Linked DNA regions of Mus musculus: regions 2, 3, 4, 5, 6 and 7 are each linked to region 1. A link is a loop called in an ENCODE intact Hi-C map of the cell type or tissue named here. Cell type or tissue: heart. All regions are shown on one strand. Each heading gives the region's core, and the rest is flanking DNA. Links, peaks and the distances in the headings are about the cores only. Region 1 holds the start of Tspan1 (tetraspanin 1). Region 2 overlaps Mast2 (microtubule associated serine/threonine kinase 2). Region 3 overlaps Pik3r3 (phosphoinositide-3-kinase regulatory subunit 3). Region 4 overlaps Pik3r3 (phosphoinositide-3-kinase regulatory subunit 3). Region 5 overlaps Mast2 (microtubule associated serine/threonine kinase 2). Region 6 overlaps Pik3r3 (phosphoinositide-3-kinase regulatory subunit 3). Region 7 overlaps Mast2 (microtubule associated serine/threonine kinase 2).

Region 1 (4,648 bases), core at 259-4,258:
GCACAAATTAGGGCCTTACCTCCCACTTGCCCTGGGCTGGCTGTGTTTTTTTGAGTCCAACATCTTGTTATTTCTCACCAAATTTCCCCTGCATCTGGACTCTAATATCTCAGAACTTTTTCCAGTCCTTTTGTTGACACGTATGCCCACCTGTACTAGTTCTCAGATCTTAATATCCCCAGATCCCCATGCAGGTATTACAAGCCTGATCTCACACTCCAGACCACTCAACACCCTTGCCTGACACCTGTCTTTCCTAATCCTCTTTCTAAACCAATCTCAGATTCTTCAGTACCCACCAATGGCTTTTTCTAGCACCCCAAACCTGTTTTTAGACTGGTACCTATTCATAGATTAATCCCTGGTCTATGCCATCACCTGCTTCAGGGCTCTTGGCAATAGGTTCTGAACGGGATCTGTTGCACTCCAGAAGGAACAGAACAGCTCCAGGAAACTGCCACTCAGTGTGCTGGCAGAACGCTGAAGGAGCGGCTAGTCCTCGCAAAACACTACTCACCTACAGGTGGGGCAGGTGTTTTAAAACCTCCTGGCCGCAGGCCCGCCCGCTGGCCCCACCCAAGGCTGATTAGCCTTCTTTGCCCCTGCTGCCCCCTACTGCCTGGAGATAAGTTCCCAACACTGAAAGCAATAATTAAATCTCTACCTGGAAATGTCACCATAGACTCTGCCTCTCCTGAAAAGGGGTGTATGGGGCAGCAGTGTCAGGAGCTGGACAAGTAGCTTTCTAGAACTTTTGGGTGCCTCGCTCACAATAGTGTGATATGATTCTTACCTTGAAACTGTGTGTTTACTGGCACCCACATCTGCTCGAGCTGCCACCCATATGTTTACACACAAAACTCAGTCACGGGGGGCTGGTGAGATGGCTCAACAGGTAAGAGCACCCGACTGCTCTTCCGAAGGTCCTGAGTTCAAATTCCGGCAACCACATGGTGGCTCACAACCATCCATAATGAGATCTGACTCCCTCTTCTAGAGTGTCAGAAGACAGCTACAGTGTACTTACATATAATAAATAATAAATAAATCTTAAAAAAAAAAAGGGCTGGTGAGATGGCTCAGTGGGTAAGAGCACCCGACTGCTCTTCCGAAAGTCCAGAGTTCAAATCCCAGCAACCACATGGTGGCTCACAACCATCCGTAACAAGATCTGACTCCCTCTTCTGGTGTGTCTGAAGACAGCTACAGTGTACTTACATATAATAATAAATAAATCTTTAAAAAAAAAAACTCAGTCACGTATATAACATAGAGTGATACTCTTTTTTTTTTTCCTTTTTTCTTTTGGTTTTTCAAGACAGGGCAGGGTTTCTCTGTGTAGACCTGGTTGTCCTGGAACTCACTCTGTAGACCAGGCTGACCTCAAACTCAAAAATCTGCCTGCCTCTGCCTCCCAAGTGCTGGGATTAAAGGGATGCACCACCACTGCCCAGCAGAGTGGTACTCTTGAATGTAAATGAACATGTCTCACACTGTCTCTTGCGTGTTCACACACACATAAGTATATGCACACACTCGTGAGCACGTGCGTGCACGCACACACACACATATGCACACACAAACAAATGTACATTCATGTGCATACACTTATGAGAACACACACACATGCTCATACATATGCACGCTCATACATATGCACACACATACACTTGCACATGGGTGCACACACACACACACACACACACACTTTCAAGGATATGATCATGGTCCTCTGTTCTCACCACAGAACAGGAAATGGTTGTTTTTCCTCTTCCTTTCACAAAACCCACAAGACTTCAAGGTCACCGTCATCATCCTCTTCCTCCTCCTCCTCCTCCTCCTTTTCCTCCTCTTCCTCCTCCTCCTCCTTCTTTACATCCTTTTGCCTGCATATCTCTGATGTGTGAGCCTGGTTCTTACGGAGTTCAGAGCAGCCCATCAGATCCCCTGGAGTCCTGGAACTGAAAGTTAAGGAGGCAGTGAGCCACCATGTGGGTGCTGGAAATCAAACCAAGGTCCTTTGCAGCCTCAACCACTATGTCATTTCTCCAGCCCCCCCCCCCGCCCCCCCCCCACTCTTCTTTTCCCCCTCTCCATATTCTGGAATCCAGAGTATGGCCCTGGTCATTCTGCCAGCAGGTGGCACTATGGGCCTACAAAGGAGACACTATCACCCCAAGGTTCTGTAACCCTTCTTTTCTGGGGCTCCCTCTTTGTTTTCCTACTCCAAGCTTCCTGGTTGAGAGGTTCTTCACAAGTCCTTGCTCCCCAAATTCTGGTTCTGTCATTTCTTAGCTGTGTGGGCCCTGGGGATTTTTATTTGTTTATTTATTTGTTTTTATTTTTGTTCTTTCAAGACAGGGTCTCACTATGTACCTCTGGCTGTCGTGGTGCTATGTACGACAGGCTGGCTCAAACCTACAGAGATCGCCTGCCTCTGACTCCCAAATGCTGGGATTCTTTAATCCCATGTGTGTCACTGTGCCTGGCCATTTTTTTATTTATTTATTCATTTATTTACTTATTTATTTTAAAGATTTATTTATTTATTATATGCTTTAAGTACACTGTAGCTGTCTTCAGACACTCCAGAAGAAGGCGCCAGATCTCATTACGGATGGTTGTGAGCCACCATGTGGTTGCTGGGATTTGAACTCAGGACCTTCAGAAGAGCAGTCAGTGCTCTTAACCGCTGAGCCATCTCTCCAGCCCCATTTTATTTATTTTTAAATTTAAATTGTATTTAACATGTATGAATGTTTTGTGTGCATGTGTGTCTGTTCTGTGCACCCTGTCCAGAGGCTAGAAGAAAAGAGATCTCCTAGAAATACAGTTACAGACAGGAATCCTGTAAGTGTTGGAAATCAAACTGGGTCCTCTGGAAGAGCAGCAAGTGCTCTTAATGGTTGAGCCAACTTTCCAGCCCCTATTTATTTATTTATTTATTTATCCTGTGTGGGGGGGGTTGGGGGTGGGGGGAGGAGGGGTCTATATTGACCTGGCTGTTCTGGAGCTCCTGACTTGCCTTGAACTCAGAAACCTGCCTGATCCTGTCTCCAGAGTGCTGGGATCATAAGTGTGAGCCACCAACCTGGCTTTATTTCTTTCGAGAAGAGGTCTCACTCTGTAGTTCCAGACTTGCCTCAAACTTGGACAGCTGAAGCAGGACTGTGTCAAGCGCTAGGATTGCAGTTGTGAAACGCCACACCCAACTAACTAGAATTCTTGGTCGTCCTGCCTCAGCCTCCCTAATGCTAGAGTTCCAGGTATGTGTCATCCCACCCCACTACTCTGCCGAGATTTGTTTTTCTGTCTCCGTTTCCTGGTCTGTGTAAGAGAGTAGTTGACTCAGAACAAGGAGCACTAAGAGGTCAGAGCAGAGAGCACTACTAGCGTGATTATGGGATGGATTTAGGGGAGGGATGATGATGGGAGAGAGATGGTATGTGTGTGTCCTGCTAGGGACAGCACCCAGGGCTTTGCACACCAGAGACAAATGCCCTGTCGCTTGAGCTACGTTCCCTGACTTGAGGAAGTGGATTGATTTTTATGACTACTTTTGTTTTCTTGAGAAACGGAGTCACCATGGAACCCTGGCTTGTGTAGGACTCACTATGTAGCCTCAGTTGACCTTGAACTTGCAATGGTCTTTCTTCTACCTCTACCTCACAAAGTGGGGGAATTTCTGGCTTGTGCCACTACACCCAAAGAAGTGGGTTTTTATTTGTGTTGGTGAGTGCGTGTGTGTTCATGTGTGTGTGTGTGTTTATTCACATGTATGCAGGTGCCTACAGAGGTCAAAAGAAAGTATCACCTGGAGGTGCTGGGTGTCTCCTGCAAGAGCAGTAAGCATTCCTAACTGCTGAACCATCTCTCTAGCCCGGAAGTGGATTTTTTAGTTTGTTGTTTTTGATTGGAAGGAGGCAACTGTAGAGACAGAGAAAGCAGATAATATTACAGGTAATAAGCCAGTGGGACATGCCTGTATTAGCAGCTACTCTGGAGGCTGAGGCAAGAAGATCTTTTGATCCTACAAGCTTAAAACCCTTCTGGCCAAGAGGTGGTAAGATCCCATCTCAAAACTGAAACAAATGGGCAGAGCTTGGTGGTCAGTACCCATTATCCCAGCACTCAGGAGGCAAGGGCATGTGGATCTCTGAGGTCCAGCCAGTCAGAGCCATTCCAAACTATACTATAAAGCTTGCCTTAAATGTGCAACATGCTTTGGATTTTTTGTTTTGTTTTTTTGCACAACAAAACTATAAAATAGACTTTTGTTTTTTTTGTCTGTTTGCTCTAAGTTGTTTTTGTCTGCTTATTTGGTTGGGTTGGGATTTTTGTGATTGTAGGTCCCACATAGGCCATCCACTGACTCTATGAAGCTAAAGATGACCTCAAACTCTTGAAGCTGTTGGCTCCCACCTCCACATGGGTTTTAGGTGGGATTATAGGTGTATATTGCCACCATTTTAGACTTTCTTTTTAATCCATATTTTCTTTTTTTTTTCTTTTCTTTTTTTTTTCTAAACAGGGTTTCTCTGTGTAGCCCTGGCTGTCCTGGAACTCACTCTGTAGACCAGGCTGGCCTGGAACTCAGAAATCCGCCTGCCTCTGCCTCCTGAGTAGGCGTGTGCCACCACGTCCGGCT
Region 2 (4,648 bases), core at 379-4,378, 170 kb after region 1:
TTTATTATTTTATCTTAATTGTTTTGAGACAGAATCCTATGTAGCCCAGGTTATCTTCAAACTCAGTATGTAGCAGAGGATGACTTTCACCTTCTTTTCCTCTTGCTCACACCTCCAAAGTACTGTGATTTCAGGTGGGAGTCATTATACCTCATTTATGTGGTATTTTGTGCATGTTAGACAAGTCCTACAACAGAGCTACAGCCCAGCCCCCTGCTATACCTTGTAAGTAAGTAGTCCTCCCAACCAACACCTTCACTTCCCCCCTACACAGGTTTTTCTGTGTAGCCCTGGCTGTCCTGGAGCTGGCTCTGTAGACCAGCTGGCCTCAAACTGAAGAGATCCATCTGCCTTTGCCTCCTAAGTGCTAGGATTAAAGGCATGTCTTACCACTATCACCTAGCAAAGAAAGTAGTCTTAATAGTAGAACTGCTCTTACTCCAAGATATAGTATATTCGCTAGCCACTGACCGCTACAAAGCTGGAGCCTTATTACTATTTATTTTAAATTGGCTTTCCCATTTAGAACTAAAGAAAACTCTACTTCAAAACTAAACAAGGAAACGACCCCCCCAAATTAAAACAAGAGCCCCACAAACTTGAACTATGGCTAAGAGAGTTGTGAAGTTGTGAAAACAAGCCACTGTGTGTAGGGAGCCTTAGCAAAGGTTTGAAGACACCGTGAGGGTGGACTTCTCCAGAGGCCACTTAATGTGCTCTCGGCATGGGTGGAACTGTCAGGCCTGCTAGGAGAGGCCAGAATCAACACTATCATTTTCAGACAGGAGAGAAATGGGACTTAAACCCTTCGAAGCTCAGCGAATTATGAGATATTACAGTCTTTCTGAACTCATACTTGGGACCCTCAGCTGAAAGCTGAGATTTATATTCCTAGCATTTGGGAGGCAGAGACAAGGGAAAATCTCTGAATAGGGCTGTAAGGATAATGTTTCTGTGCACTGGGTAAAGATTATCTTTGTATCATTCAAATCCTGATTTCCTTGCCCCCACATCTAGTTGCAATCCTTATTCTGAGAATCTCTGGTCTCAATGTTGTGTAAACATTGCTACCTAATTTCCTGATTGGTTAATAAAGAGCTGATCAGCCAATGACTGAGCAGTGGAGAGAATAGGGCTGGACTTCCTCTCAGCCCAGGGAGGGAGGGAGGAAGGAGAGAGAGGAAGTAGGAAATCACAGCTGGAAGAGAGTCCAGGAGACACCATGAGAAAAGTCCTGGAGCCAAGAGAGCCACATCAGTACTAATGAAAGTATCACTGGGATTTTGACTGCGAGGTAGCCAAATTAGTTTAGAGGATTAATGTGGAGTTGTTGTGAACTTAGAAGCTTGTTAAGTAAATATTATAGTCCAGTCTCAATTTGGGAGCTAGCTGGGTGAAGCAGAAAACTGCAAGAAACACATTAAAAAGCTACTAACATAGGGAAGCCTGTATAGTCTACATAGCCAGGGCCACATAATGAGACCCTGTTTAAAAACAAACAAACAAACAAACAAACAAACAAAACTCCAACAAAAGCTGAGAAGAAAGTCATGTCAGGCCCTTTCAGCTTCTTGGAAGTACTTGGGATACAAGGTAAAGAGTGTTACTCTGGATCCTTCCTGGAACACTTTCTCTTCTCTAACCCAACGATAATTCTCAGTTACAGTATCATGCTGTGGAATATATTCTTAGGGTACCACTGTGTTTTGCTTAGGATTATAAAATAAATGAATCTACTATCTTTCTGTTCAGCTGCAAATGCACAGTCACTCAGAAAGGAAAACTTGAACAAGACCTAGGAGAGGACAGAAAGGAAGGCATTTTGATTACTGGTAGTCCAAGGCAACCCAATCCACACGGAAGAGTACTGACTTGAAAGAAGAACACAGACATCTACCAAGCACACATATCAGTCAGGGGTCAGTGGTACATGCCTTTAATCTCAGCACTCGGTTCTCTGAGTTCAAGACCAGCCTTGTCTACAGAGTGAGTTCCTGGACATCCAGGGCTACACAGAGAAACAAAACAAAACAAGACAAGACAAACAGCACAGAGGGGTTCTCAAGCAACTTACCTACGGGCAGGAACGAAGGAAAAGTGAGCAGGAGCATTTGGAGAGAAATTCCGGGGGCTGTCCAAGGGACTGTTACCTGTGATGGGGAGAGGAAAAGGAACTCTTTGAAGTTTGCTCTGGGAATGAGGCAAACTTGTGTGGCTTTCTGGTAAGAAACCTTTTTCTCTTGTTAATTTAGTATATCTGGTTATTTTCTCAGGCCAGCCCTCAGTTTATGAGTCTTTATAAAAGTTTGACAACCCAGGAATGTTATCACCTAGAACTAGGTACCTGTGATACCCTACCTTGGACGCCCTTTCTAGATACAGCAGGGATTCACATGTTCCTGCGCTCTTAGGAACAGATCAAGTTGCAGTATTCCAAAGGCTTAAGAACTGTCCTAAAGACAACAGAACGCCTAGTCTAAAAGTTACTTGTACAAGTATCTCCACCCACTGCAGCCAAGGGGCTAAACAAAAATGTGCATACAGTAAGGGTAGAGTTCCTTGGCAGAAGTTCAGGATAGCAGTACACCATAAAATGCCTTATACTACAAACTCTGAGGTCTATAAAACATGGCCAACCTCAAGTACCATTTTCTCAATTAGTTTTCGTGTATGCTAGTCACTGGTATTTTGAGACAGAAGCCCAGGCTGTTTATGAACTCTTATTCCTGCCTCAGAGAGAATGGATTCACTCAAAACCTAACACTTTGATTTCTAAAATGAGGTATGTGTGTCTTATAAAGATGTTTGAGGTGGACTAAAACCCTGGAGCTTCAATGATCCTCCTGTCATAGCCTTCCAAGTAGTTGGGACTATGTGTTGTGACCTAGTCAGGTAAGATATGCAAATTTCAAACAAATAATGTATCATATCAGAGGATCCCAAGGAATAATGCTTACTGACTAGAGAAGCAATGCCACTGAAGAAGTGGGAAAAAAAAAACTGTTGACGTAAGAAACTCTAGAAATGGAGTCTGTAAGACTAAGGGAAAGCTGTTACTCAGATCTTGGTTTCTAATACTAATCCCAACCCCCCCCCCAAAAAAAACACCCCTCAAGCTTCTTGAAGAAATGACTGACTCTAAGACTGATATAAGATATACAGATGAACTGAGTGGTGGTGGCGCACGCCTTTAATCCCAGCACTTGGGAAGCAGAGGCAGGCAGATTTCTGAGTTCAAGGCCAGCCTGGTCTACAGAGTGAGTTCCAAGACAGCCAAGGCTACACAGAGAAACCCTGTCTCAAAACAAAACAAAAAAAAAAACAAAGAAAAGAAAAGAAATACAGATGAGCAGGATGCATTTCAGTGTTAGAAGGCAAGGAAGTTGCAAATAGCCCTAAAAAGAAAACAGAAACCAAACAGCACTGATGGGATATGTCACAAAACAGGAATCAAATTAAGGGACTTCCTTTCAGTGGCCACAGCTACAATTTAAACAGACAAATAAATAAGATTCTAACTAGAAGATAAGTATCTATTAGCCCATACTAATCAATAAATTAACAAATGAGATGGAGATGAATATATAGACAACTTAAACAACACTACCGACTAATTGAAGACTGCAATACGGTAGTAGACTATATGCTTTTTTTTCAGTGACATGAGAAATTTACTAAAGAATATCATCATATTCAGGGCCATAGTAAAATTAAATACATTTTAAATAATTTAAAATCAATAAAATACTTTGACCACCATGAAATTTAATGATAACTTAGTAAAAGAAGCAATCAGAGAAATCTCTGGGACTTGTTTTTCCTTGTTTGAGACAGTTTGTCTGTTTAGCCCTGGCTGTCCTGGAACTCACTCTGTAGACCAGGCTGTCCTCAAACTCAAAGATCCACCTGCCTCTGCCTCTGCCTCTGCCTCTGCCTCCTGAATGTATGAGCCACTACAGCCAGCTGGGATCTGTTTTTAATGAATATAATTAGTGAGAGGGTATATAGTATATATATAGTTGGGGGGAAAGAGGGACTGCGAAAGGTTTTGGCAAAGCAAAACAAAACAAAACAAAGCCTTCTATAAGCAAGGGGATATAATGATGGGTTCCCCCAGCCTGGTAGTCTAGAAGTTTATAAACATTCTCTCCAATGGTCCATGTTCCAATAGTCTTCCCAAAGCCATTCAGACCCCAACTCTAACTGTAGGTACTGTATCATTCAGTTCTGAGAAAAAGCATAAAGACTAAGTGTAGATCTCACAGACAGGTTAAGAGCAAATTCTTTGGTGTCTGTCTGTCTGTCTCTCTCTCCCCTTTCCCTCCCCCCTTCATTTCTCCCTCTCTCTCTCTCCTCTCTCTATGCAAGTGCCCTTTCTCTCTTTTTCTTCCATCCCTACCCACTCTCCAACCCTCTTGGCCATTTCCCTTGCCTCTGTCCTTGGAGCCTGTGAACTCGATCACCCAAAAGCAGCTTCCCAATAAACCTGCCTTTAATATTTAAAAAACAAAACAAAAAAAAAGACCAAATTCTTCAAGAAGACTTCCATTTTCCTAAAAACAATCCCAGCCTTGGGGTAGGTCTTTGAAATTGACTGACCACAAACTTGTTAAGTCCCCATAGTTCCCTTTAAGGGTTTAATAATTCA
Region 3 (4,000 bases), core at 1-4,000, 96 kb after region 1:
ATGCATTTTAGGGCATAATGAAAGCCGACCTTCATGGAAAAAATGATATTTTACGTGTAGATGGAGTTCGTTGCCAAGGGAGATAACACTGGGAGCAGGGAAGGTGGAATGAGAAGTCAGAGCCATCTTGTGCGATGCAGTTCCATTCTGGCCGTGTAACATTTGTTAAAAAGAAGTGGTAGGGAATAGAAGGTTTGAGGGCTTCGAGAGCCTTGAATTCTAAAGTTTGGAGTTTATATTTAATATTGTAGGTGGGTGTAGAGAGGTTATGATCAGACTGTATTTTAAAGGAAAGGAGGAGAGACAAGGTGGGAGATCCTGTCCAGTTGATGAGTGCTTCCCTAGCATGTGAGAGATCCTGAGTTTGATTCTTAGGATCAGGTGTGCTGGTGCAGGCCTGCAGTCTCAGCAGGCCCCCAGGAGGATCTAAATTCGAGGTCAGACCTGACTATGTAATGAGTATGAGGCCAACCTGGGCCATATGAGACCCTGACTTAAAACAACAAAACAATTAAGGAAATAATGACAGATATCTAGGAATCTTTCACAGAGGGAGAGGTAGTCATGATTGGATTTAGGATTTATTGCTTATTTAATATTTCCTGAGTACTAACATTGTTTAGACTCTTCTAAGCAAAGCTAAGCATCAGAGCACAGCCCTCCCTTGTAGTGAGAAGGAGGGAGTGAAGACAGGGAGACAGCACAGGACATTAAAAAAAGAAAGGAGTTGAGACAATGTCAGAGCCCATGAAGTGCTGCCCAAGGGAGGGCGATGCCCTCAGGATTGCGGACGGAGGAGGCTCAGGAGGGCTCCTGAGGCAGCAGCCTCTGAGACTTGGATTAGAAGTCTCCAGCCAGAAAGGTGGACCCAGGAGTGAGAGCAAAAAAATACAGAAGCAATCTGGGTGAAGATTTAGTGCAAAAACCACTTTGTGGTTGCCTTCCATTATCAAGATGTTGAAACTAGAATGGAAATAAACACATAAAATAAATAAATCTTTAAAAAATAAATAAAATAAAAAATAGAATGGAAACAAACTTTGCAGAAACTTAACGAGCCATGAGAAGGACTTTGAATTTTATTTCTAAGTGCAGAAGGATTGGTAGATGACTATACACAGGGAATGACATGATTCAGTCCTGATTGCACACTGTCCTATGATACTCCTGCTGTTATAGGACAAGACTTGAGGTAAAAGGTTATGGAGAATTAAGCCAAAAGGAGCTTAGTAACAGCACTGGAAGAAGGTGAAAGTGATCATGGTTTGAACTTGCCAAGCTTAAGACTATGTGTTCCATTTGTAGAAATAAGAAAGTTGGGTCAGATTGTTTTTAATTTTTAATTTTAATTTCTACTTTATGTGCCTTAGTGTTTTGCCTGTATGTATGTCTGTGTGAGGATGTTGGATGCTCTGGAACTGGAATTACAGACAGTTGTGAGCCTCCATGAGGGTGCTGGGAATTGAACCTGGTCTTCTGGAAAAACAGCCAGTGCTTTTAACTGCTGAGCTACCTGTTCAGCATCCAGATATTTATTTTTATTTATGTGTATGTGCCACCTGTGTGTGGGTACCTGAGATCTGATCCCCTGGAGCATCCCAGTGTGGGGGCTGGGAACTGAACTCAGGTTCTCTGAAAGAACAGAGAGCAAGAACTCATTTTTTATTCCTAAGACAGGGTTTCTCTGTGTAACAGACCAGGTTGTCCTGGAACTTGCTCTGTAGACCAGGCTAGCCTTGAACTCAGAGATCTTCCTACCTCTGCCTCCCAAGTGCTGTAACCGAAGGCATTTGCCACCACTACCTGGCAATAGGCTCTGAGACATTTATTCAGTCCATCTACCTCAACTTTTTCTGAGGTAAGAATTGATTTTTAGCTCTCTAGAACTTTTAGGAAAAAATTATCTTTTTTTTCTTTTGTTCTTTTTTGTTTTTGTTTTTTTGAGTCAGGGTGAAAAAATTATCTTAAGATATATCTAGGGCTGGCGAGATGGCTTAGCGGGTAAGACTGACTGCTCTTCCAAAGGTCTTGAGTTCAATTCCCAGCAACCACATGATGGCTCAACTACCTGTAATGAGATTTGATGCCCTCTTCTGGTGCATCTGAGGACAGCTACAGTGTACAGTGTATAATAATAAATAAATCTTAAAGAAAAGAAAAAGTTCTTCTTCTTCTTCAAAAAAAAGATATATCTAGAGATATAGGGGTTTAATGCTTATGAAACCATATAGCACCAGAAAAAAAAAAAAAAAAACTAGGTACCACATGTGTAGAGCCAACAAAATTTCAGTGAAAGAAATTTCATACCATCTGTAATGGATCTGATGCCCTCTTCTGCTGTGTCTGAAGACAGCTACAGTGTACTCATATACATAAAATAAATAAATAAATCTTTAGAAAGAAAAAAGAAAATGATGATGATCATGTATTACATTGCTTATGTAGGTCATAGGACAACTTTCAGCCTCTATCTTTCCTTCCACACGGTGGAGCCCAGGGCTGAACTCAAGTCACTGGGCTTGGCAGCAAACATTGTCATCCATGATCCATCTCCGCAGACACCTGCCCCTTCATGATGGTGATGTTGCTTTTCATTCTTTTTTTTCAAGACAGCTTCTCACTGTGTAGCCATAACTAACCTAGCACTCTGTAGACCAGGCTGGCCTCGAACTCAGAAATCCGCCTGCCTCTGCCTCCTGAGTGCTGGGATTAAAGGCGTGCACCACCATGCACGGCTCATTTTCTTTTTAAAGAAGAAAGCTGATGTTCCTGCTTAGATGGCAGCACGCTTGCCTATACACATGAACCTCTGAATTGGATCTCCAGAATGACATAAGCCAGTCGCGCTGTAAGACTAGAACTGAAGGTGGGGGCAGAACAGTCTGAGGGTTATCCTTGGTTAATGGAGTTTACTGGCAGCCTGGCTACCTGAGGCCCTCCTCAAAACCACAGCCAGGACAGCCCACAAAAAAGGGGGAGCAGGAAGAGCAGGAAGGACTGGGTCAAGGGGACAGAGGCCGGATTGATAAAAGTACTGGTGACCTTGTGATGGAAGAGAATGGGATGAAGATGGTGAGATGACTCAGTAGTTAAAGGCACTTGCTGTGCAAGCCTTGAGTTCAATTTCCAGAACCCGTGTAAAAGTGGAAGGGGAAACCAGTGGCACGTGTCATTCTCCCAGGAGTAAGTAATGATCTATTAAAAACAAAACGTGGCGCACGCCTTTAATCCTAGCACTCGGGAGGCACAGGCACACACACACACACATACACACACACACACACGTAATTAAAAATTAAGCCTTACTGTGATCTACAAGGTGTTTCATGATCTCCTATTTCCTCTTACCGCACTTACTGTTCTCACTCTTGGTCATTCAGCCCTCAAGTCACTGGCCTCTTTTTTTTTTTTTTTAAAGGATGGTGGCTGGCCTAGAACTTTCTATATAGAACAGGCTGGCCTTGAACTCACAAACATCTGAATGTTTCTACCTCCCAAGTGCTGGGATTAAAGGAGTGCACCACCACTACTCACTAGCCTTTATTGTTTTTATTTTTACTTTATTTACTTTGTCTGTCTGCATGTGTGTCATAGTGTGGAGGTCAGAGAGCAACTTATGGGTGCTGTTTCTTTCCTCTTACCAAGTAGGTTCTGTGGATTGAGCTGAAGTTGTCAAGATGGGTGACAAGACCCTTACCTGATGAGCCTACTCTATGGTTCTTCTTTTTCTACTTTTAGCCTGAGGCAAGAAGATTGCCACGAGTTTCAGGCCAATGTTGACTATAGTATAAACCTTGTCTCAAAAAGCTGAAACCCAACCCAACAATCAGCATGTAGCCCTCTCCTCCCCAAGCCTCAGAGCTGTGGCGTGCACATACACTGTCTTAAGTTCAGAGCTGTGGCGTGCACATACACTGTCTTAAGTTCTCAGAGCTGTGGAGTGCACATACACTGTCTTAAGTTCTCAGAGCTGTGGAGTGCACATACACTGTCTTAAGTT
Region 4 (4,000 bases), core at 1-4,000, 110 kb after region 1:
CTCTACTGTTTTTAACCGTAGGTGTTTGCATCTATAAATACCGTGGATAGCTGCTTTTGTTGTGTCCTGTAAGTGTTCTTATGGAGTGCCTAGGTCTCATGTATCACAAGGCATTTTCTAATTTCGATTGTCATTTCTTTATTTATTTTACATTATTCTATGAGGTGAGTGTCACTAGGTAGCCCTGGCTAACCTGGAACTTCACTGTGATAACAGCAGCCTGGAGCTCACAGAGATCTGTCTGCCACCAGCTCACAAGGCTTCTGGGATAAGGCATATATACACCACCATGCCTGGCCTTTGTTGTTTATTTTTTGAACCATTAATTGTTTCAGATCATGACATTTAATTTTTGTAAATCTCTGACTTTTCTAGCTTTTCTTCTATGATTTCTACTTCCTTCTCGTTGTGGATCAGAAAAAGTCCTCTGTATGATTGTAGTCTTACAATTTATTAACACCTGAGGCTAGAGAGATGGCTCAGCATTTAAGAATACTTGTTGTTTTTGTTGTTGTGTTTTGTTTTGAGACCATTTTTCTCTGTGTAGCCCTGACTGTCCTGGAAGTCGCTCTGTAGATCAGGCCAGCCTGCCTCTGCCTCCAGAGTGCTGGGATTAAAAGCATGTACCACTGCAGCCAGTAAGGACACTGGTTCTTGCAAAGCATTTGGGTTTGGTTCCCAACACTCAATGGTGGTTCACAATGATTTTTAACTATACTGCCAGGGAATCTGATGCCTTCTCCTGACCTAGAGTTTGTGGCACTGGGCACACGTGTGATGTACATGCACACATGCATGCCACTCATACACATAAAATTAAATAAATCGCAGAGGCAGGTGGATTTCTGAGTTCGAGGCCAGCTTGGTCTACAAAGTGAGTTCCAGGACAGCCAGAGCTACCGAAAAACCAAAATCAATCAATCAATCAATCAATCAATCAATCAATCTGAAAAAGTAAGTTAAAACATACTAAAACTTGTTTTGTGGTCTAATGTGATATATTTTGGATATAATATTTGGAATATAATATTTTTATTTAAGAATTACCTATATTCTATTCTTGCTGTGTGGAGTGTTCTTTATTATGCCTATTAGGTATATAATTGGGTTAATTTACAGCTAAAAAAATCTTAGTGATATTACATAAACACTACTCTTATGCATCTCTGTCCCTGCCTGCTCCCTTCTTTTGTTGAGATGATCTCTCATTATATAGCTCTGGATAGTCTGGAAATCACTATGTAGACCAGGCTAACCTTGAACTCATGCCTCTACCTCTCAAGTACAAGGGCTAATACTAAAACTTATGCCAGCATGCCCTAATCCTATAGTTTGCTATATATTATCCAAGATTATATTTATGTATGTTTTATGCCTATAATGATTTTTTAAAAAGATTTATTTATTTATCTTATATATATGTGAGTGCACTGTAGCTGTTTTCAGACACACCAGAAGAGGGCATGGGATCCCATTACAGATAGTTGTGAGCCACCATGTAGTTGATGGGAATTGAACTCAGGACCTCTGGAAGAGCAATCAGTGCTCTTAACCACTGAGCTATCTCTCTAGCCCTATGATTCTTTTATTCATTTTCTTTTCACATCATATAAAATAAAAGAGGCAGCTCTAGGTGTATAGGTCACTGATAGAACAAGTGTTTCCAAAAATCAAGAACAAATTCAGCATTTGTAGCTTCCTGGTTTTGATCTCAAGCCCTGGAAGAAAATCCCCTAATTTACTAACTATAAAGCCTGATATTATGAGTGGCTGTTTCACTATCCATGTACTATTGACCACTTGAATGGAGTCAGTCTATAAATCTCTCAATAACGAGGCTCATTGTGCTAAAGGAATAGAAGACAATGAAACTTGAAATAAAGGTGCAGACACCAAGCACACACATGATACATGATTTATTTGGGCAAAAACACACATAAAAATAAACAAGTGTCCTTGATGCTCCTTTAGTCCTTCCTCCCCTCTTCTGTGGGGTTCCCCTTGCTCCACCTAGTGTTTGGCTGTGGGTCTCTGCATCTGCTCCCTTCAGTTCCTGGGTAAAGCCTCTCTGATGACAGTTGGGCTAGGATCTGAGTTTTTTTTTTTTTGCCAGTGTGTGTTTGGTTCTATCCTGGGTCTCTAAGCTGTCCAGCCTCTGGTTCCCGTCTGTCTGGGGAATATCAGGTGTGGGTTCCCTCCCATGGTGTGGGCCTCAAGTTGGACCAGTGATTGGTTGGCCGTTCCCGCAAGTCCTGTGCCACCATTACCCCAGCACATCTTATATGCTGGACAATTATAGGTCGGCAGTTTTGTATCTGGGTTGGTGTCCCAGTCCCACTGCTAGGAGCCTTGCCTGGTTATAAAAGACAGCCAGTTCAGTCTCTGTGTCCCCATTACTAGGAGTCTTTGCTAGGATCACTCTCATCGGAGCCAGAGGGGTCGAGGACACCATGAGAACATGGCTCACAGAATCAACTAAGCAGGGCTCATAGGGTCACAGATCCTGTATGGGTCTGAGTGAGGCCCTTTGCATATATGTTATGTTTATACAGCTTGGCATTCTGTGGGACTCCTAATAGTAGGACTCTTTTGCCTGCTTTTGGGACCTGTTTCCTCCTACCACATTGTCTTGTCCAGCCTTAATATAAGGGTTTAGGTATAGAGAGAATGTCTTCTATATTGTATGGGTACATCACCTGTCAATTAAAAAGCCTATAGCCTAAGTCTTAGGCAGGACATAGGGTTGAGAGAAAGAATTCTGGGAGAGAGCCCAGGGGAGATGGACTCATGGTACCTGAGCACAGGTAACCAGCCACGTGGTAGAATGTAGTTTAAAATAAATGGGCTATCTTAAGGTATGATTCTAGTCAGAGTTGAGCCCAGCTATATGAGGGCAGAGGACTCAGCATTTGAACAACACAAGTATACACTTGACACAGTGTATAAGAACATCATGCCTACATGGAGGCCAGTCCTGTTGTAAGTTATGCCATGTCCAGCTGATAGTCCTAGGAGGCCTGCTCTTCTTGTGAAGGGAAACTGAGGAGAAGATCTTGAGGAAAGGGGAGATTTGAGGGGGGAGCTGGGAAGAGTGGAGGTATTGGGATCTGAAAATCCAAAACAACCCAAGCAGTCACAAGAGTCCAGCAAAGCAAGATCTTTATTTGAATTAGGTAGCAAAAACTGAACCAGGGACAACAGCATATATTTGAGAGCTGACTATGTCTTTGAACATTCACCTTAGTGAAGCAGAAAAATAATAAAGCCCATAGGCATCTGTGGTGGTTTGAATAGGTTTGGCCTCCATAGACTCATGTCTTTGAATGCTTGGTCATAGGGAGGGGCACTATTAGAAGGTGTGGCCTTATTGGAGAAGGTGTGACCTTGTTGGAGGAAATGTGGCACTGTGATGTTGGCGGGCTCTAAGGTTTCCTGTGTATGCTCCGGGTTCTGTCCAGTTCAGAAGATAATCTCCTCCTGGCTGCCTTGGGGTCAAGGTGTATAACTCTTGGCTCCTCCAGCACCAAGTCTGCCTGCATGCTGCCATGTTTTCTGTCATGGCGCTAATGGACTAAACCTCTGAAACTAAACCAGCCCCAATTAAATGTTTGCCTTTATAAGAGTTGCCTTGGTCATGGTGTCTCTTCACATCAGTGAAACCCAAACTAAGACAGTATCTATGCCAAGGTACAGTTACAACTTTTCATCAATCAGAATCATTTGTTCTTGTCCTGGTTAAGAACACTCACTGTGTTTTGGGGCACAAAAGAAGAATGAGAAAGAAGTTGGCTAGCCACCTGGAAAGCCCTAGCGCCCCGAGAGCCTGGGAACTTGACCTTAATTTTACCTTATGATCAAAATGGAGTCTGAAAACAGAATAGCAGCACTTGGGGGTAAGTCTCATTTGTCTCACCCATACAGAGGATAGGATGTAATGTATGAAAAAATGAAATAAACGGTCCTAAAAATTGAAATAACATACTAATATTAAATACACATA
Region 5 (4,648 bases), core at 304-4,303, 150 kb after region 1:
GAACCTGGGCCCTCTGGAAAACCAACCAGTGCTTTTAACAGCCGAGTCATCATTTCAGTTCCTCCCAGAGACTTTTTTTTAAAAGATTTATTTATTATTATATAAGTACACTGTAGCTGTCTTCAGACACACCAGAAGAGGGCGTCAGATCCCATTACAGATGGTTGTGAGCCACCATGTGGTTGCTGGGAATTGAACTCAGGACCTTCGGGAAGAGCAGTCAGTGCTCTTACCCACTAAGCCATCTCTCCAGCCCCAGAGACTTTTTATACTGAAGAGATTCACATTTTCACGTCAAAGTCTATCACTGTGCTAATAAAGTATCAGTTAATGGACTTGCTCATAGGATAAGCCTGAGGCCTGCTTCACCTGGGTTGAGGATAGTTAGGAAGCTGTGCTTAAACAAATGATTTTCAGTAAAACACAGTCCATATATCCACTACTGTATTTTGTATTGTTATTATGATGCTGATGATGTTTGTTTTGAAATAAATAGGATCTCACTACATATAGCCCAGACTGGCTTGGCATTCACTACATAGACCAGTCAGGTTCAGTGGGATCTGCCTCACCTCCCAAGAACTAGGTGTGGGCCGTCATGTCTGGTGAACCTCTATGCAACTTTTTGCTTTTGGTAAAAAGTCAAATACCTATACATATTTTGGTAAAAAGTCAAATACTCATACATAATACCAATGCTGGAATTATACACTACCCATGTTGGAGTCTCAGACAGAGTAATACAGCTTTGGCTTTAGAGAACCATTCACAAAACTGAGTTCCTCTGAAACCAAGCAGGCTTCTCTTAGTGATGGAAAGGCCGTGGGAAGAACATCAGATCATCAGTACCAAACATGGAAACTCCTATTCACTGGCAAGGAGACCTGATTGTGGCCAGCAGCTGGAAGAGTGAGCTCACTGCCAATTCCCGAGATGACCTTGTGGAAGTGTCATTACATTCCTCGTCAAGACACTTACATCTTGCAGAAGCTTTTCCAAATTCTCTTGAAGTTCATAGAAATAGTGTGACGTAATGAGGCCACTCCGAGATTTATCCAGGCAGTCTCGGGCCATCTCAATCACCTGATGATGAATAAAGCTTAGTGCTCCATCTGCCAAGGGCAACACACTATCTGGAGTGTTAGAGGAAATGAAGTCAGCTAGTCGCTCTTCCATCTGTGCAGTGGCCTGGGAGGAAAAGAAAAGAAAAGAATTCCCTTTCAGTCCCAGCTTAGCTGCAGCGAATTCTGAAGGATGGGCTCTCTGTGTGCCTATGTGACGCCGGGAAGTCGAATGACTGAAGGCAGACAGTCCCAGGACCAGACTCAAGGCCCCCATCACCTTTTTGCCTGTTTCTTGCCATATCCTATACTGTACGATTTTTGGTTCTGCAGGCATACAAGGTTTGCTGGTCTCTGCCTAGCCATATTTCATGCCTTTGTTACACCATTTTTTTGGGGTTGACCTTCCTTACAAGTTCCTGTTGCTCTTCATCTCACCTAAGTATCATGAATTCCCCAGACTTCCTAGGAAACAAAGGTTCTCTTTCCTCTGGGGTGACTTGGTCTCCTGACTGGACAAGTCAGTGCATAGATGATATTGGTTTCTGAACCTTCTGTATGTAAGACATCTGGCAAGTCAGAAGGTTTCATTATCACAGGGTTCTCAGATTTAACCTAAGTTCACACTGAATACAGGAGGTGCTTAGAGAACATGTATCAAAGGTATGGTCCTGCCTGGTCTTGGAAGGTAAGCTGGGATGGAGGACTTTGGATTGCAACATGACCCTGGCCTAGATCCCCAGAAGAGCAGAATGGAGATCTGGCTCGGGACTCTCTTGGGCCTCTAACTATACAGCCATGTGAAAACTGACAAACATAGTTGACAAACTAGTGAACAAGTTAACAACTGCCTCTTTCAGACTTTGACTTCTCTTTATCACTAGATGGTGACTTCTGTATCCTAATATGTTGACACAAAAGTTTATCTGTGTACAGAGGGATTTTTAAAGAAGGACAGCAGCAGGGAAAGAAGAAAAGAAAGAAATATATATTTTTAAAGATTTATTTAATGTACATATGAGTACAATGTAGTTGTACTGATGGTTGTGAGCCATAATGTGGTTGTTGGGAGTTTGAATTCAGGACCTTTACTTGCTTTGGTCGGCCCCGCTTGCTCCGGTCTAAAGATTTATTTATTATTATATCTAAGTATACTGTAGCTGCCTTCAGATGCGCCAGAAGAGGGCGTCAGATCTCATTACGGATGGCTGTGAGCCACCATGTGGTTGCTGGGATTTGAACTCAGGACCTTCGGAAGAGCAGTCAGTGCTCTTAATCGCTGAGCCATCTCTCCAGTCCCGGGAAAGAAATCTTAACACATCTTCTCTAAAGCCTATCTTAGATGAAGGACACAGAAATACCTATAAATACCAACACACAGCTCTAGGTGTATACCAATACACATCTCTGCACATAGAGAATGAGGCATGCAAGATACATTTCTCAACACTGCACACTATGGAACTTCCTAGCTGCTTTCCTGCACTTTCTTTCTTTGCTCTCATTCTTGTGTCTACTTCAAGGCTACAATGTGGAACAGAGAAAAGATTAAACAAACTAATAGCTAATAGTTACTCATACTTCTCATGTCCACCAACTGTTAGAAAACCAGTGTTCACTGATCCTCGTATGAGACAGATCTAGTAGAATTCTATTATTATGAGTTGTCAATGAGGCAAATGAAGCTCCAGGGAATCAAATGATCTGTCTAGAATCGCACAGCTGATAAACGGGACACAGATGAATGCAGACAGCCTAGGTCGCTGTTACAAGGCGTCACTGGTATATGTCAAGAGAGAAAAGGAGAGCACTTTTGTCATTTCCCTCAGCTGTCACGTGTATGAAGAAGAGTGTACAGTTTAAGGAAGGAAGGAAGGAAGGCCAAGAGCAGCAAGAAGCACATACAAGTAGGAACAGACAGACTGTTCAGGGAGGCCTGGACAGAGAGAGGATGAAGGAGGTCTGAGCACCTCAGTCTCCTGGCGTCTCTCTGAGCTTGTCATGGTTATTCTCGCTGCCGTTTTAACTACATCTACAATTAATTAGAACCTAAAATGGCTGGGCATACCTGTGAGGAATTTTTGCTTAATTAAATCATTTGAAGCGGGAAGATCTACTTCTAAACTGGATCTCTGAGGTAGGATGACACATCTTTAATCCAGACTTTTGAGGTGGGAAGACCTATCTTTAATCTGGACCATACCTTCTGCTGGAATACTAGATAAAAGATAGCTCATTTTGCCTGCTTGTTCTTGTCTTTGATAACAAATCTATTCCTTCACTGGCTCTAGAGTCTACTTCTTTAGGATTCTGGTGTATACTCTAGACTAGCTAAAACATCCAGCTTTGTAGACTGATCAACTACTCGAATTCTGGACTTTCTGATCGTAGGCAGCCATTATGGGATTAGCTGTTCCACAGCCCTGTAAGTCATTCTAATAAACACCACTTCTAGGGGCTGGAGAGGTGGCTCAGCAATCAAGAGCACTGACTGCTCTCCCAGAGGTCCTGAGTTCAAAACCAGCAACCACATGGTGGCTCACAACCATCTTTAATGGCATCCAATGCCCTCTTCTGGTGTGTCTGAAGACAGTTAACAGTGTACTCATATAAATAAAATAAATCTTAAAAAAGAAGAAGAAAAGAAAATACCATTTATATACAGAGAGAATCCATCCTGTAAGTTCTGTTACTCTAGAGAACCCTGATTGCTTTTTGTGGGAACAACCTGCCCTCAGAAGACCCATGACGAGTACACAGCAGATTGCTCTTGGTAAGAACTGCAAATTCACACCTGGGGTTGTGGGTGTATAATCCAGCATTCATAAGAATGGGGCAGGATTGAGTTTGAGGCTAGCCATGACAGTTCCAGCTACAAAGTGAGACTGACTCAAGACATAACAGAAAAACAAAATCCTCAACAACAAAAAACACAAACCAGCTAATTTCAAAAAATAAAGGAGGAGAGGTTAAGGGCAGGGAGATGGGCAAAATGATGTGCCGAAGTCAAAGACAAACAGGCTCATAGCAAAAATGAATGCTATTTCCCCGCGATCTTGGGATAGTACCAATTTTCCCTCTCAGTTTAAAAGGAAATACAAATGTTAGCAAGCAACTCTAGGGCTCCTGCCCTGGACTTGTTCTCTTGGTGGCTTCTTCTACCAGCTGAGCACCCCTCTGGCTGTGCATGTTCTGGGAGTTACTTAAGAAATCTGCATCAAATGAAGATGTGACCAGAGGGCAAATCCTGTCGAAGGGAAGAGGGGGAGGCTGGCGACAACCTTGAGTCGTGAAAGCAATGTGTGCAGTAAGAATCCAGCCCTCTAGTTCCTTTCCTCTTCTTTAAGACATGAAATGATATTTTATTTCACTCACTTCTTGATCTCAAGTGGAGAAACAGAAGCTCTGCAAGTAAAGACCCTTGCTTCTTTTGTCCTGCCCCTTCTAGATCCTCTCGATGCTTCTTTTTTTTTTTTTTTTTTTTGGTTTTTCGAGACAGGGTTTCTCTGTATAGCCCTGGCTGTCCTGGAACTCACTCTGTAGACCAGGCTGGCCTCGAACTCAGAAATCCACCTGCCTCTGCCTCC
Region 6 (4,000 bases), core at 1-4,000, 76 kb after region 1:
AAAAGGAAATGGATTCCTACTAGGATTAAACCCAACGTGATTATGTGAAATGAAGGTAGATTCTACTCTACTTTTCTGTAGGGAGGGCCTTGATAAGACATACTTAGGGAGTGGAATAGGCATCAGAGTAATAGATTTAAGAGTAAATATGAGGCGAGGAAACAAACAGGAAATATGAGTCACCTTTAGAAAACTTATGAAGCAAACATGAAAGTTAACTAGAGAAGTAAGAACAGTTTATGTAGCTCAGGCTATCCCTGAACTTAAGTCGTTATAATGACCTTGAATTTAGGATTCTCCTGCCTCCTGCTCCTGATTGGGCTTATAAGCACGTGCCACATGAGGCTGGTGTTTACACCCAGGGATTCATACATTCTAGGCAAGCACTCTCCTACCTGAGCCACATTCCCATCCCAAGAAACATGTAAGAATATTAGAGTTGAACTTGTTTCCTATTTTCAGGCTTTATATAGGTAAAATTCAGACAATGGGTCTGTGTGATTAGATGGAGAGAGGAAGGTGGTGGATTTGAAGATATGAAGGGATTATTAGTTTAGCAAAGGAAGAGAGAAACCTTTGTCCAACACTCAGAAGTCTGAACGTGAGTTTCAAGAAGAATGGAGGTTGGGTGATAAAATTGGGTGGCTGCAGAATTATTTTTTTCTGGTAAAGGGCACAAGAAGGGGGAAATAGGAAACAGTTATCACTTGTGGGTTTGCTTTTCAGGGTTTCAGGTGCTTGTGGTCAACTGCAGTCTGATAGTAATACATGAAAAATTCTAGCAACAATTGATAAAGGTTAAATTGCATGTTGTCCTGTGTATTGTGATGAAATCTCCTACTGATCCTAATACATCATGCATAGGACACAAATCTTCCCCTTTGTCACACAGAGGCCTTGGCAGTCACGTAGTAGCCATTTTCATTATTAGATCTACTGTTGGAATATCTCTGGGCTTATGTTCGTTTAACCCTTCTATCATAGCCTAACCCTGTAACGCTATGCCTTCCTCAGTTACCACCCTTTACCCCATCATTTAGGCGTTGTGCCGTCATCGCACAGCATTAGAGGAAGGGTGGATAAAGCATAATAAGATATTCCAAGGGAAACCACATTCATAAAACCTTTTTATTAACAGTATATTGTAATTTTTGTATTTTCTTAATCTCATACATTTAGTTTATAAGTTTAACTTTGTCATAGGTATATATGTACAGGAGAAGATAGTTTCTATTAGATTCAGATGTTATCTATGGCTTTAGGTATTCATTTGAGATCTTGGAGTATATCTTCCTGGGATCAGATTAGAGTGACCATTGGCCACTCTGTGGGATGGAAAGGTCACTGCTTAGAGGCATGTGGATAAATTGCTAACAAAATAGTAATCTCAGTTACCATTAGAAACTATAAATTGGAAGTGGCATGATTTTCTAAACTGTTGTAATTTCCTTCAGGAGAATTCAGAAGCTGTGGCATAGTAATAATAGAAACAGGGTTTTGGGGTTTTCCCCACAGTGGAGTGACAAAAGAACAGGGAGCTTGCTAGTGAATTCCAGGCCAGCCTGGCCTATAGAATGAGTTCCAGGATAGCCAGGGCTACATAGAGAAGCCCTGTCTCAAAAAAAAAAAAACCAAAATAAATAAATAATTGAATAAATAAATAGGAAAGCCTCAGAGAAAACTCTTGTTAGCCTTCATTCATATATATATATATATATATATATATATATATATATATATATATATATACATACATATACATATATATGTATATTTTAAAATTATTTTTAAGCTATACATGAAAACTGTATACATATGTTGGATACCATATGATATCTATCTTAATGCTTAGATCAGGTTAAAGAGATTTATGTTAAAAAAAAAATCTCTCTACCTTTTCCAGCCCATGGTCTTGAGCATGACAGGCAAGTAAGTACTCTACCATTGAGCTTCATCTCCAACCCGCCATCTCCCACTTTTTTTTAGATATTTTCTTCATTTACAATTCAAATGCTATCCCAAAAGTCCCCCATACCCTCGCCCACCCACTCTCCTACCCACCTACTCCCACTTCTTGGCCCTGGCGTTCCCCTGTACTGAGGCATATAAAGTTTGCAAGACCAAGGGCCATCTTTTGATACATATGCAGCTAGAGACACAAACTCTGGGGGTACTGGTTAGTTCATATTGTTGTTCCACCTATAGGGTTGCAGATCCCTTTAGCTCCTTGGGTACTTTCCCTAACTCCTCCATTGGGGGCCCTGTGATCCATCCAATAGCTGACTGTGAGCATCCACTTCTGTGTTTGCCAGGCACTTTTTTTTCTTTAAAGATTATTTATTATTATATGTAAGTACACTGTAATTGTCTCTAGGCACCCCAGAAGAGGGCGCCAGATCTCATTACGGATGGTTGTGAGCCACCATGTGGTTGCTGGAGTTGGAACTCAGTTAAGAGCAGTCAGTGCTCATAACTGCTGAGCCATCTCTCCAGCCCCCGATTTTGTTTTGTTTTGTTTTTGTTTTTGTTTTTGTTTGTAGAAAGGATCTCTACATAGCTCAGGGTGACCCTGCATTTGAGATCCTGCTTCCTTGCCTCTCAAGTGGAAGGACTGTAGATCAACATCTTACTATTTTACATGTATATGAAATCATTCTGCATTTGTCTTTCTGTGTCTTGCTTATTTCACATTTTTCTATTTTCATGCCATGAATCATAGTGTTTCTCTGTGTAGCTTTGGCTGTCTTGGAACTTGCTCTGTAAACCGGGTTGGCTTTGAACTCACAGGGATTTGCCCGCCTCCGCCTCCTGAATGCTGGGATTAAAGGTGCACTCCACCACTGCCCAGCACCCTCTACACATTTTTAAAGATTAAAAAATTGTTTAGATTTATTTTTTCTCTTTTATGTATATGGTGTTTTGCCTTGTGTTTAGAGTAGCTAGAAGAGAGCATTGCATTCTCTGCACCTGGAGTTACAGAGCCACCATGTGCATGCTGGGGATTGAACTGGGTGCAGAGTCCTCTAAAAGAGTAACAAATACTCTTAACTGCTAAGAAAATTGCTCCAGCTCTCAAAAACAAGGTAGTAGTTTTATTTTAAATTGTGTGTGTGTGTGTGTTTGTGTGTATATGTCAAAATGACCTTGGAGTACTTGGTGTGGTTGTTGAGAATCCAGTCCTCTGTAAGAGCACCACGCACTCCTAACTGCAGGCCTATCCCTCCTTCTCCCCCAACTTATATTTGAGACAGGGTCTCACTGTGTCTCCTCACAGTCCTGAAACTCACTATGTAGACTAGTCTAGCCTCAAACTTAGAGGGCTCTGACTACCTCTGCCTCCTTAAAGCTGAGATGAAAGGCATGCACCACCATGCCTGATGCCCACCCCCTTTTAATGGCCAAACAATATTTTATTTTACATAATGCCATGCTTTATCTATTTGTGAATTGATTTATATTTAGATTGTATTTCTTATGAATAAATGCTATGAGAAGCCGGGTAGTGGTGGTGCATGCCTTTAATCCCAGCACTTAGGAGGCAGAGGCAGGCAGATTTCCAAGTTCGGAATTCCAAACTACAGAGTGAGTTCCAGGACAGCCAGGGCTATACAGAGAAAACCCTGTCTCAAAAAACCAAAAAAAAAAAAAAAAAAAAAAAAAAAAGCTATGACAAACACAAGGGTACAGTATTCTTCTTAACACTTGATTTCATGAAAATAGAGTAGAATTGTTAGATCATATCATTCTGCTTTTGGTTTTTGACTATTGGGTCATATGGTTATTCTTTCTTTTTTCTTAACTACCATAATTTTGCAAACAGTTGTTATCTTTATTGATTTTTATTTTACGTGGGTATTTTGCTTATATGTTTGTCTTTGCTTTGCACATGCTTTCATGAAGGCCAGAAGGGGGTGTTGGATTCTCTGAAATTGGAGTAACAGTTGTTAGCTGCCATGTGGAACACTTGTTATCCTTTGTCATGCTTGCCCACCTTTGGTGT
Region 7 (4,648 bases), core at 338-4,337, 280 kb after region 1:
AGATAGAAGTATTTTTCTATGTTTTTTTAAAATATTTATCTATTTATTTTATTTATATGAGTACAGATACATGAGAGGGCATCAGGTTATAGATAGATGGTTGTGAGCCACACCATGTGGATGCTGGGAATTGAATTTAGGACCCCTGGAAGAGCAGTCAGCGCTCTTAACAGCTAATTCATCTCTCCAGCCCTATTTTTTATGTTTTAAAAGTAGAAAAGCAAATACTTCATGAAATATTATCAATATGAAAATATTACAAATTACATGAAATTCCAGCTTCAACTTCAGGTCACTTTGTAACTTACTGGATTATTAAACTTTTTTTTTTTTGAGACAGGTCCTCACGTTTTCCCAGGCTGGCCTAAAACTCTCTATAGCTAAGAACGACTCTGTCTGTCTCTGTCTCATGATTCTAATACAGCATCACGTCTGTTGTGCAGTGCTGTGTAGTAAGCCCAGGGCTTCATATGCGCTAGGCAAGCACCCTGCACATTGGGCTGCACCCTACCCCCTAAGCTAATTCATCTGCATCGTTACTATCACAATCTAACAACAGATTATAATCAAAGCCTCATGAGTGTAGGGTAGTCAAAGATCTAATGTACCAAAAGCAAAGGAAAAGAAGTTTTTTTAGATTTTCTATCAGGTGTGGGGAACAAGGCCTTTTCTAAAATCCAAAATGGTGGTGACACAAAACTCTGTGGGCTCTGAAAAGAATAAAAGGAAACTAAAATTCTACCGACTACACCAAGGTTATAGGTCCAAAGCAGAGAATAGCTACAAGTTGATAAAATATGATTCCCTTCCTAAGCATCTATATAATGTCCTCAGCCTTCTAGCAGTTAGCTAGAGGCCTGTAACTGATTTTAGAAGTAAAATACAAGTGAAAATGATTATGCTGGCCCATCATCCTCAGGCGACCTTGCAAGAACCAAGATAGAGAATGGAAAAGTGTGTATCAGTCTAGGTCATTCTGAATGTATCTATTACAGCAACCAGTGTTCCCTAACTGATATAAAGACCAAAGTCTGAGCTAGAATAACAATGTCTCTTTCTTTGAGTAGTCAAAGGCAGAAACTAAATATCCCAGGGTTACCTGAACCAAAAAAAAAAAAAAAATCACATTAATAACATCCCTTTAAAATAACTTTAAAAACTATTGCCAAGCCGGGCGGTGGTGGTGCACACCTTTAATCCCAACACTTGGGAGGCAGAGGCAGGCGGATTTCTGAGTTCGAGGCCAGCCTGGTCTACAGAGTGAGTTCCAGGACAGCCAGGGCTACACAGAAACCCTGTCTTGCAAAACAAAACAAAACAAAAACTACTGCCAACTATATCCAAATGTTCTGCTTCATAAATCATTCCTAAATACCTAACAGAAAACCTAACAATACTAGAAAGTAGCTCTACTTTGGTGAATTAAGTATTAAAGGATTTTGAAATAGCTCAACTTCTCCCACAGTGAGCACTCCTAATACTATAGTTGTCATAGCATACCTCAGAATTTAGAAATAAGGGCCTCTAAAGTTTAAATCTTAATTACATTCTCAAATCAGTGGAGATATATGCATCCCATTCTAAGATAGGTTCTTTATAAAGAAAACTGGTGGAGGCCAGAGAAAACTTTCAAGAGTTGGGTTCTCTCCTTCCATCTTTTTTGTTTTAAAGGAAGGGGTCTCTCTTGCTGTTTCTGCTGTGCTTCATACTTCAAGCTAGATAGCCCATGAGCTTCTGCTTGATTCTCCTATTCCCACCACCCATCTTGCTCACTGAAGTGCTAGAATTGCAGATATACTTTTAACATTGGCTCCAGGTATCTAACTCTGGTCACCAGGCTTGCACAACAACTGCCTACCTAACAGCCCAGCATGACTCTTATTTCATTCACTGTACTATCAGTCATGAAGAATTTATTATTTATTTTGTAAAGAAAATAGAATTCAAAATGCATAGAGAGCTGGAAGTCAGAAAAAGAGACACAAATTACTACCCTTAAGGAGCAAATGTTCTAATATGGAAGAAAATCAGTAAGTACCAAAAAATGTGGCCATACTATCAATAGAAGATAAGAATACAACGAGAAAAGGAAGTGACCATGAGAGTTATTTTGGAACAGATAGTCAAGAAAGGTTTCTTTAAGAATATTATCTCAAATTGTGTTCGCAGCCTTTGCCGCTCTCCAATGCCAGTGCCACCTCTTGCTTGCTGAGCTCCAGCCGAAGGAGAAGGGGGGTAAGTAAGGAGGTGTCCATACCATGGCTCTTACAAAGCAGACTGCCCGCAAATCCACGGTTGGTAAAGCACCCAGGAAACAACTGACTACAAAAGCTGCTCACAAGAGTGCGCCCTCTACTGGAGGGAGTGAAGAAACCTCATCATTACAGGCCTGGTACTGTGGCACTCAGTGAAATCAGATGCTATCAGAAGTCCACTGAGCTTCTGATTCCCAAGCTCCCTTTTCAGCATCTGGTGCGAGAAATTGCTCAGGACTTCAAAACAGATCTGCTCTGCGCTTCCAGAGTGCAGCTATTGGTGCTTTGCGGGAGGCAAGCGAGGCCTATCTGGTTGGCCTTTTTGAAGATACCAATCTGTGTGCTACCCATGCCAAACCTGTAACAATTATGCCAAAAGATATCCAGCTAGCAAGCCGCATACGTGGAGAACGTGATTAAGAGTCCACTATGAGGGGAAACATTTCATTCTTAAAAAAATTTTTTTTCCTCTTCTTCCTGTAATCAGTAGTTCTGAATGTTAGATATTTTTTCCATGGGGTCAAAGGTACCTAAGTATATGATTGCAAGTGGAAACAGAGGGGACAGAATCAGGTATTGGCAGTTTCTCCATGTTTACTTGTGTGTATTTTTAATATAAATGCAAGATGTAAAGCATTAATGCAAGCAAAATGTTTCAGAACACATTTTAACAGTTCAACTTCATAACAATTATAAATAAACCTGTTAAAATTTTCTGGACAATAACAGCATTTGGATTTTTTAAAAATAAGTAATTTCTTATTGACGGCAACTAAATGGTGTTTGTAGCATTTTTATCACACAGTAGATTCCATCCATTCACTATACTTTTCTAACTGAGTTGCCCTACAGACAAGTACCTGTTTTTAATGTTGTCTGTCTTCTGTGCTATTCCTGTAAGTTTGCTATTAAAATACATTAAACTATTAAAAAAAAAGCATTATCTCACCAGGCAGTGGTGGCCCACGCCTTTAATCCCAGTACGTGGGAGACAGAAGCAGGTGGATTTCTGAATTTGAGGCAAGCCTGGTCTACAGAATGAGTTCCAGGACAGCCAGGACTGCACAGAGAAAAACAGTCTCAAAAAACCAAAATAAACAAACAGACAAAACAACAACAACAACAAAGGAAGCATTATCTCAACAGACATGAACAAAGTAAGAAAACCATCTGTACACATCCATCTGGAAAAGGGAATTCTAGATACAGAAACCATAAGTAAAAAATCCCTAAAGCAATAGTAATCTTTTTAAATGTTCTCAGGTAGACAGAAATGTTTACTATACTTGGGGACCACCAAGGCAGCCATTGTGACTAGAGCTAGTAAACAAGATGAGGAAGTTAGGCCAAGGGCCAGATTTCATAAAGTCTTACAGGACAAAGTCAACAGCCCTTTGGACTTTGATCTAAATTATGAAGGAAACAACTGTAAAGGTTTTTTAGTAAAGTGACAAGCTCATACTTAAGGTTCTACAGAATGATTTTCTATGTGTAAAATATCACACAAGGAAGAGACCACTAAGAATAGGACAGAAGATGAGTCATGAAACTCATAGGAATTTACATGAAAGATCTAACGGGGTAACACTGTAGATTCTGTAGTTCTACCTCCCCCCTCCCCACCAGCCCTTGGCAGGATTTGTCTGTGTATCTTTGGCTGACCTCAAACTCACAAAGATCTACCTTCCTCTCCCTCCCAAGTGCTGGGATTAAAGGCATGGGGGCCACCATTACCCAGTCTGACAGTATAGAGAAATGGTGGAAATGAGTAGGGTGGTTTCCTCAATTTGAATGTAGTACCTAATAGACATGAGGGACTGGATGTAAAATGAAAGGTTAAGAACAGAATCACAGGACCAGCAGCTTGGCTCAGTGGGTAAAGGCACTTGTTACACAGACAAGTTGATAATTGAGTTCCATCTTTAGAATCTGTATAGCAGGAAAGCATCAACTCCATCAACTTGTTCTGTGACCTTGTCTTCGGAGGTACAAGTGCGCGCGCACACACACACACACACACACACACACACACACACACAGAGTGTGGTGCTTTGAATGAAAAATGGCCTCCATATTCTCATAGGAAGTAGCACTATTGAGAAATGTGGCCTTGTTTGAGGAAGTGTGTCACTGGGGGTAGGCTTTGGGTTTTCAGAAGCCCAAGCCAGGCCCAATGTCCCTCTCCCTTCATGCTGCCTGCTCCTTGACAGCACCATGTCTATCTTGCATGCTTCGATGCTTCCCATCATGTCAACAATGGACTAAACCTCTGAACTTATAAGCCAGCCCCAATTAAATGTTTTCTAAGAGTTGTTATAGTGACAGTGTCTCTTTACATCAATAAAACCCTAATACACACAGATACACTATAAAGAAGTCTAAAAAAATAAAAA

Evidence for each region. A loop is a pair of places that touch in the nucleus more often than their neighbours do. Peaks named below come from ENCODE experiments on the same cell type or tissue, not always from the same donor. Only the 100,000 strongest peaks of a DNase experiment are listed, where the experiment ranks them.
Region 2: it touches region 1 in a loop (2.4-fold over the local background); 6 of 42 quality-filtered maps call a loop at or near these places.
Region 3: it touches region 1 in a loop (2.2-fold over the local background); 2 of 42 quality-filtered maps call a loop at or near these places.
Region 4: a loop joins it to region 1, with 4 times the contacts of the local background. A loop is called at or near these places in 15 of 42 quality-filtered maps.
Region 5: a loop joins it to region 1, with 2.5 times the contacts of the local background. A loop is called at or near these places in 4 of 42 quality-filtered maps.
Region 6: it touches region 1 in a loop (5-fold over the local background); 5 of 42 quality-filtered maps call a loop at or near these places.
Region 7: a loop joins it to region 1, with 2.6 times the contacts of the local background. A loop is called at or near these places in 4 of 42 quality-filtered maps.

What each region holds. Positions count from the first base shown.
Region 1 is chr4:116,167,088-116,171,735 of GRCm38, forward strand. It overlaps Tspan1 (tetraspanin 1), which reads right to left and starts at 511. Exons shown (of 8, transcript NM_133681.4): 1 at 379-511. In heart, for the core only: CTCF peaks have their summits at 625 (motif pointing left) and 2,158 (motif pointing right); a DNase peak (open chromatin) is centred at 2,144.
Region 2 is chr4:116,335,348-116,339,995 of GRCm38, forward strand. Mast2 (microtubule associated serine/threonine kinase 2) reads right to left here. Exons shown (of 30, transcript NM_001369061.1): 6 at 2,075-2,150. Among named protein-coding and RNA genes, the nearest start is that of Pik3r3, 120 kb to the left of the region's middle. In heart, for the core only: no CTCF peak of the experiment used is centred there; no DNase peak of the experiment used is centred there.
Region 3 is chr4:116,263,763-116,267,762 of GRCm38, forward strand. All of the region lies in intron 3 of Pik3r3 (phosphoinositide-3-kinase regulatory subunit 3), which reads left to right. Among named protein-coding and RNA genes, the nearest start is that of Pik3r3, 44 kb to the left of the region's middle. In heart, for the core only: a CTCF peak has its summit at 2,099 (motif pointing left); no DNase peak of the experiment used is centred there.
Region 4 is chr4:116,280,388-116,284,387 of GRCm38, forward strand. The region is part of intron 5 of Pik3r3 (phosphoinositide-3-kinase regulatory subunit 3); the gene reads left to right. Among named protein-coding and RNA genes, the nearest start is that of Pik3r3, 61 kb to the left of the region's middle. In heart, for the core only: a CTCF peak has its summit at 2,013 (motif pointing left); no DNase peak of the experiment used is centred there.
Region 5 is chr4:116,321,286-116,325,933 of GRCm38, forward strand. It overlaps Mast2 (microtubule associated serine/threonine kinase 2), which reads right to left. Exons shown (of 30, transcript NM_001369061.1): 11 at 979-1,188. Among named protein-coding and RNA genes, the nearest start is that of Pik3r3, 100 kb to the left of the region's middle. In heart, for the core only: a CTCF peak has its summit at 2,211 (motif pointing right); a DNase peak (open chromatin) is centred at 1,046.
Region 6 is chr4:116,243,726-116,247,725 of GRCm38, forward strand. All of the region lies in intron 1 of Pik3r3 (phosphoinositide-3-kinase regulatory subunit 3), which reads left to right. Among named protein-coding and RNA genes, the nearest start is that of Pik3r3, 24 kb to the left of the region's middle. In heart, for the core only: a CTCF peak has its summit at 2,398 (motif pointing right); no DNase peak of the experiment used is centred there.
Region 7 is chr4:116,446,530-116,451,177 of GRCm38, forward strand. All of the region lies in intron 1 of Mast2 (microtubule associated serine/threonine kinase 2), which reads right to left. Among named protein-coding and RNA genes, the nearest start is that of Mast2, 15 kb to the right of the region's middle. In heart, for the core only: a CTCF peak has its summit at 2,356 (motif pointing left); a DNase peak (open chromatin) is centred at 2,332.